2 separate regions of the Mus musculus genome follow, and region 2 is linked to region 1. A link is a loop called in an ENCODE intact Hi-C map of the cell type or tissue named here. Cell type or tissue: heart. All regions are shown on one strand. Links, peaks and the distances in the headings refer to the core of each region. The heading gives the core; the rest is flanking DNA. Region 1 has its middle 53 kb from the start of Gm24638. Region 2 has its middle 200 kb from the start of Gm24638.

Region 1 (2,916 bases), core at 189-2,688:
TCATCTCTTAATTTCTACCTGGCAGATTAGATGAATTTCAGTATAGACAGTGTCTTAGTTAGGGCTTCTATTGCTGTGAAGAGACTCCAGGACCACAGCAGCTCTTATAAAGGAAAGCAGTTAAATGGTGCTCACTTGCAATTCAGAGGTTCAGTTCATTATCAGCATGGCAGGAAGCATGGCAGCAGGCAGGCAGACATGGTGCTGGAGAAGAGGCTCAGAGTTCTACATCTGGATCAGCAGGCAGTAGGAAGAGAGAGTGACACTAGGCCTGACCTCAAAGCCCAGTGACACACTTCCTCCAACAACACTACACCTACTCCAACAAGGCCACACCTCCTTACAGTGCCAGTCCCTAGGGGTCTGTGGGGCTGTTCTCATTCAAATTACCACAGACAGGCCATCTTTTAATTTTATATTTCTTTCTGTTCCATCCATGGTCACCAACCTCCAACTTCTGGCTCAGTTCAAGCATTGCTTTTCTTACCCAAACCTACTGTGATAGTAACCCCCTCCCAGTTCTTATATATGACATAATGTCACATTTCTTTACACAGATGGGCTCAGTTGCTTCCCTTTCTCTGTGTGACCTCCTCTGAGCAGAGAAGTGGGCAGGGCGAGGTAATCACAGTGCTAACTGGACATATTTCAGCCCGTAGTGTCTATCAGCTGCGTACTTTTTGTATCTGGCCTGCCCCTTCTCTAGCATGGAAGACAAAGAAACCTTGTCTCATTGTTGCAGTCTTCTTGGGGAACACCAGTTGATCTGGTCCCTCCCATAATCCTTGTGATGGATTGTTGATGTCTTTATATGTCCAGTTAGCACTGTGATTACCTCACTTTAGGCAAAAATCATTTGGCATATTTCTCTGTCTAGATTAGCAGTTCCTAACTCCTCCATGGAAAGCCAAGGGTGAGGTCTGTTAAAGGCCAACATTGAAAGTTTCTCTTTCCGGCTTCCTTGAGTGTGTCATACTGCAAGGGACCCACCTAAACAGATGTAAGATTGAAATTCAGCCTTCTGACACTGCTGGTGGCTGGGAGTTGGTAACTCCCAAGGCTCTCAACTCACAGAGGGTAGGGTCTGAGTCAGTTACTACTGGACAGCCAACAGTACAACAAACAGAAGAAATGGCCTAGACAGTGGGTTGGGCAAGAGGGCTGGGGTAGAAGTCTGAGAATATTATAATATACTGGCAGGTCCTTCTGATCTTCACAACTGAAGGAGCCATCCCTCCATTCTCTGTGAGCTCCCAGGGAAGGAAGGAGGCTTGTGGTAAGATCCCCTGGCCCACAGATAAGGAATCCACGGATCATAAGGATTCTCACAGTAGATTAAGGTGCAGCTGGATTTGAACGCAGCCCAACTTCCTCACCCTCCTCAATATGCTGCCTCTTAAAAAATGTTCAAACATGTACAAACCCATGCAGGGTGCAAATGCAAATTATTCCTTCTGGAAGCATAAAATAGCCAACTGGTGATGGAAACTTGGCAGGGATGGGATGGGATGAGTCACAGACAGCTTTCTGAGAGAGCAGCTTTGTTCTGTATGGCTGAGGGAGAGGAAGGCATGGCAGGCAGCAAGTCGGGGGGGGGGATGCTGGGAAGAGAACTGTGGGTGGGGCCCTGGCACTGGGACGGAAGCAATGAGATACCCAAAGCCGGAGCTGTGTATGTGTGTGGTATGGATGATGTACAACATGGTTAGGTAGCACACGTATGCACATGTGTGTATGTGGGACATGGATAATATGTGTAGGGGGCATGGGTATGTGTGTAGGATGTGTCAGGGCAGTTTGCAATGGTGTGTGTATTTGCAAAGGGGAGTTCTGTTATATCAGAAAATTGTTGATGAAAGGTTTTTAACATTTTTCTTCTCACCTGTGCATAAGTAGCATTTGTCCCTACCCCCCTCCCCAACACATTGTGCAGTGGTGACTCAGATGTGCGTTTATGTAATGCACTTAACTAGTTAAGTATATATGTTTGCTTTAGCACACATGTAACTCATAGTCTGCTTTGGCTGCCTTCAGGGACTCAGGCAGTGCTATTGGGAGGCTGCCATTTCTAATCTCAGCTCCATTATCCTTGCTGTTGGACCGTGTGTAGACTCTGTCCATGTGATGGTCCCCAGCTTGAATCCTCAGCTTCACAAACTCCTAACTTCAAGCCTACTGAAAAGAAAACTTTTTACTTGTATTTGCATAAAAACCCAAATTGAATCCCACTGAAAAGCTTAGGTCATGTGTCCATCCCTGAACTAATCACTGTGGTCCACAGGATAGAATGTTTGATTGACATCCCAGGCCACCTGCTCATCTCTAAGCAGAGGAGCCAGGCTTAGCACCACACATAGGGGCCCACTTGGGGATGGTGGTACTGAAGGGATGGGTGGATGCTGAGAGGACAGGCACAATCCCTGTTTCTTAGCTTTCAGTTATTGCTCAGAATAAGGCTTCTGGCCTTCAATCTCAGCCCAGTCTGTGGCTGGCTTTCTTACTTCTCTTTCCCCCATGCTTCTCAGGAGGGAAAGTTGTTTAAGACTGATGCTTTGGGATGTGAAGGAGCTGAGAGGTCAGTGAAGGTGAGCTGGCTCAGAGAAGGGTCAGAGCTGTGAGTGGTCACTTCCTGTTGGGTGTGAGGAGGAAGGACACTGAGGAATTGTCTCTTAGGTCTTCACATCCTGCTTGTGAGGTGGGTACCGCTTATCTGAGAGAGTGCCACTGAGAAATGAGGAGGCAAGTCTGGGTAGAAATTCACACCCCTTATGATCTTTGCTTCCTGTAAGGCAGCAAGACCCCTTATGACCTCTGCTTCCTGTAAGGCGGTGAGACCAGTGGGGACGAATCTTGGCTCTGGAAAGAACCTCATTCTTGTGGTAACCCTGTGAGTGCTGGATCAGATCTTCTAGAAGC
Region 2 (2,916 bases), core at 288-2,787, 140 kb after region 1:
CACGTCTCTCATTCATGTTTCTGAGCTAGTCAAGGAGCCTTGGTTCCTTCACAACTGTTCTCTACCGTGCTTGTAAAACAGCACAATACTTTAACCAGAGAAGAGCTTCTCCAGCAAGGCCGTTATGAGTTTCCTGGAAAATGGAGTGGCAACTCCATAGGGTTACACTTTTCTTGACTGTTTGGAAGCATTTTAAAATGGTCATTAGCAAAATCATGCCTTTGCAAAAGAAACTCTTGAAAGCATGTTGGCAAACTATTCAAATTTATTTTGCTTTACTAAGTTCAAGATCATTGATTGCATTTTTTTTTTAATTTCAGAACTGTTTGAAAAGTACTATTTCTATTCAAGGAATGGAATTTTAGAAACTTTGACCTAGAAAGATTGTATCCATCCATAACTGGTCAGAATAGCTCCAACTTCATCCTTGTCTTTTTTCCTTAAAATGAAATTTATTTATTTCACATGTGTGCATGTTTTGCTCACACGTATGTTTGTGCACCACATGTGTGCCTTTTACTGATAGAATCCAGAACAGGGTGTCAGGTCTCCTGGAACAGAAGTTATGGATTGCTGTGAGCCACTATTTGGATGCTGGGAACTGAACTTAGGTCCTTTGGAAGAACATTCAGCACTTCGAACCACTCAGCCACCTCTCCAGCCCTTCCATCTTTAGCTTCGATGACCGTTAACTGCTGAAAATATTTAATGCTAACTTCATTAATTTTCTTATGTTTGAGATTTATTTTATTTTTAATTAGGTGTCTTTGTATAGGCATGTGCACACATGAGTGCAGGTGCCCATAGGGACCAGAAGGTGATGTCAGATCCCTAGAGCAGGACTTACAGGTGGTTGTAAGCCACTCACCTGATGTGAGTGCTGGGAACAGAACAGGGTCCTCCACAGAGTATTACGTGTTGCTAAACTCTGAGCATCTCTCTAAACCCTTGGCTAAACTTCTAAACATTGATGTTCTCTATGGAATGAGAGTGGACTGACCTAGCTCCCACCGGTGTCACGACTAGAACTAATTGGAGAAGCCACTGAATTACCAAGTTAAATTCCAGCCACAAAATGACATTTCTCATGATCTGGCTGGCAACATTTCTAAGCAGCAAAGGACTCAGAGTTTAAATGGCCCGGGATGCTGGTCTCTTTGTTGGAAAGGAAGCTAATAGGATAACTGCTGATTCTGAAGTCCTGGGCTCTGTCTGCTCATTCTTCAGCTTAGGCACAAAGTCAAACAACACCTCATCAGTGGCTTGGTTCTCCAGCTTCCTGGAGTTACTCTCCCTGGAGACCAGGCCTGGCTCTACTCCACACTGTTCCTGCCTATGATCCAGGAAAAACAGTCTCTATTTGGGACATCGTTGGTCATAAAACAACAGTAAAGGGAAAGATAGCCAAATCACACCACATCTGTAAAGTTCCTGCTTTAGCAAAACACACGTGAGTCACTTCCATTCATATCTCAGTGGGCAAGGCTGGTCACATGGTCAAATCCGATGCTAGTGTGGTGGAAACCATTCTCCTCCTCTTCTTGGTCTGGGCAGCATATGCTTGATGGCAGAAATTACATCCAGCATGTAAATTAGAAAGGAAGAAAAGTTCCAGTGTGAGCTGAAAGGGGATGTGATGGAGCCACAGTCTAAGGGAGCCAAACGCTGCCACTGCCTCCTCCTCCTCCTCCTCCTCTTCCTCCTCCTCCTCCTCCTCTTCCTCTTCCTCCTCCTCCTCTTCCTCCTCCTCTTCTTCCTCCTCTTTCTCTCTTCCTTATATGTTTGTTTTTCTTTCCTTCTTTTCACTAAATGTATTCAGCTTTAAGGCCTGAGTTTAAGCCTCAAGCATTTAATATGAACTTTGTTCTAGACAAACTCTCACCTGAGGGACAGAAAAAGAAAAGAAGAAAGAAGTGTGTATTTATAATTAGCCGTGTCAGGATGGGTGATGGGAAATGCCATATTTTCTGAGTACACAGAGGAAAACCATTTAACCCAGAGCTGTAGGGAGATGTGAGCGGTTCATGGGAGAGATCCCGGGAGATTCCTTACTCTCAAACTAGGAGTCGGCAAGGCAGGAAGGTCCGCAAAGGGACAGGTCTACCTGAAGACTGTCAGTGTGCCAGGGATGCAGCCTGGATTGGAGAAAGGAGGACGGGAAAGGAGGAAGGTGCATGCGGCCTTAAGCAGCGACTTCATGAGGGGGCGCACCACACGGGCTGTTCCATTGGGCTTGTCTGGTACTGATTTGGGACCAGCCTAGCACCTTCAGAGAAACTACCGTGAACGCTGTGTGGAACTAAGTCTGGTGGGAAAGATTTACGGCATGGAGAAAGGAATGAATTTATACTTTTTGCACCGACTACTTTTTTGAAAGCTGACAGATTGAGGATAAGCGCTTGCTTTTTGGTCGATCCTGAAACATCACACATAGGACACTGAGAGACCCAGAACGGGAGATAGATGAGGACAGGAGAGGAACTCACACAACACCGAAGACGGTGGGAAGCCTACAGAAGAGACAAACTGCTGAGAAAACACAGTAAAGATGAAATCTAAACTGCTGCTTCTGTTCTCCCCACGCCCCTCTCCCACCTCCCTCTCTGCAGGCAATAAGCCGGCCATCTGTAAACCAGGAAAGAGCCCCAGCCAGAGCTGGCCACCTGGTACCCCCATCTGGGGCTCGAAGCCAGCACACCGTGAGGACTGTTTATCATTCAAACAATCCTGTTTCTAGCGTTTTGTTACAGTGGTTGATCAGACTAAGAAAGCATCGGGGACACAGAATACATATTTTCAGACATTTATGAATCTCAGAGAATGGGCCTCTTACATTTTGGCCCTTGGTCAATAATGGAGTCTAGGCTTCTTTGTAAATACAGTAACTAGGAAACTGCAAGGGATGGTGGGTAGAAT

The links. Peaks named below come from ENCODE experiments on the same cell type or tissue, not always from the same donor. Only the 100,000 strongest peaks of a DNase experiment are listed, where the experiment ranks them.
Region 2: a loop joins it to region 1, with 3 times the contacts of the local background. A loop is called at or near these places in 2 of 42 quality-filtered maps.

The regions. Positions count from the first base shown.
Region 1 is chr9:101,444,442-101,447,357 of GRCm38, forward strand. No RefSeq gene overlaps it. Among named protein-coding and RNA genes, the nearest start is that of Gm24638, 53 kb to the left of the region's middle. In heart, for the core only: no CTCF peak of the experiment used is centred there; DNase peaks (open chromatin) are centred at 1,020, 1,540 and 2,120.
Region 2 is chr9:101,589,219-101,592,134 of GRCm38, forward strand. No RefSeq gene overlaps it. Among named protein-coding and RNA genes, the nearest start is that of Gm24638, 200 kb to the left of the region's middle. In heart, for the core only: no CTCF peak of the experiment used is centred there; a DNase peak (open chromatin) is centred at 1,313.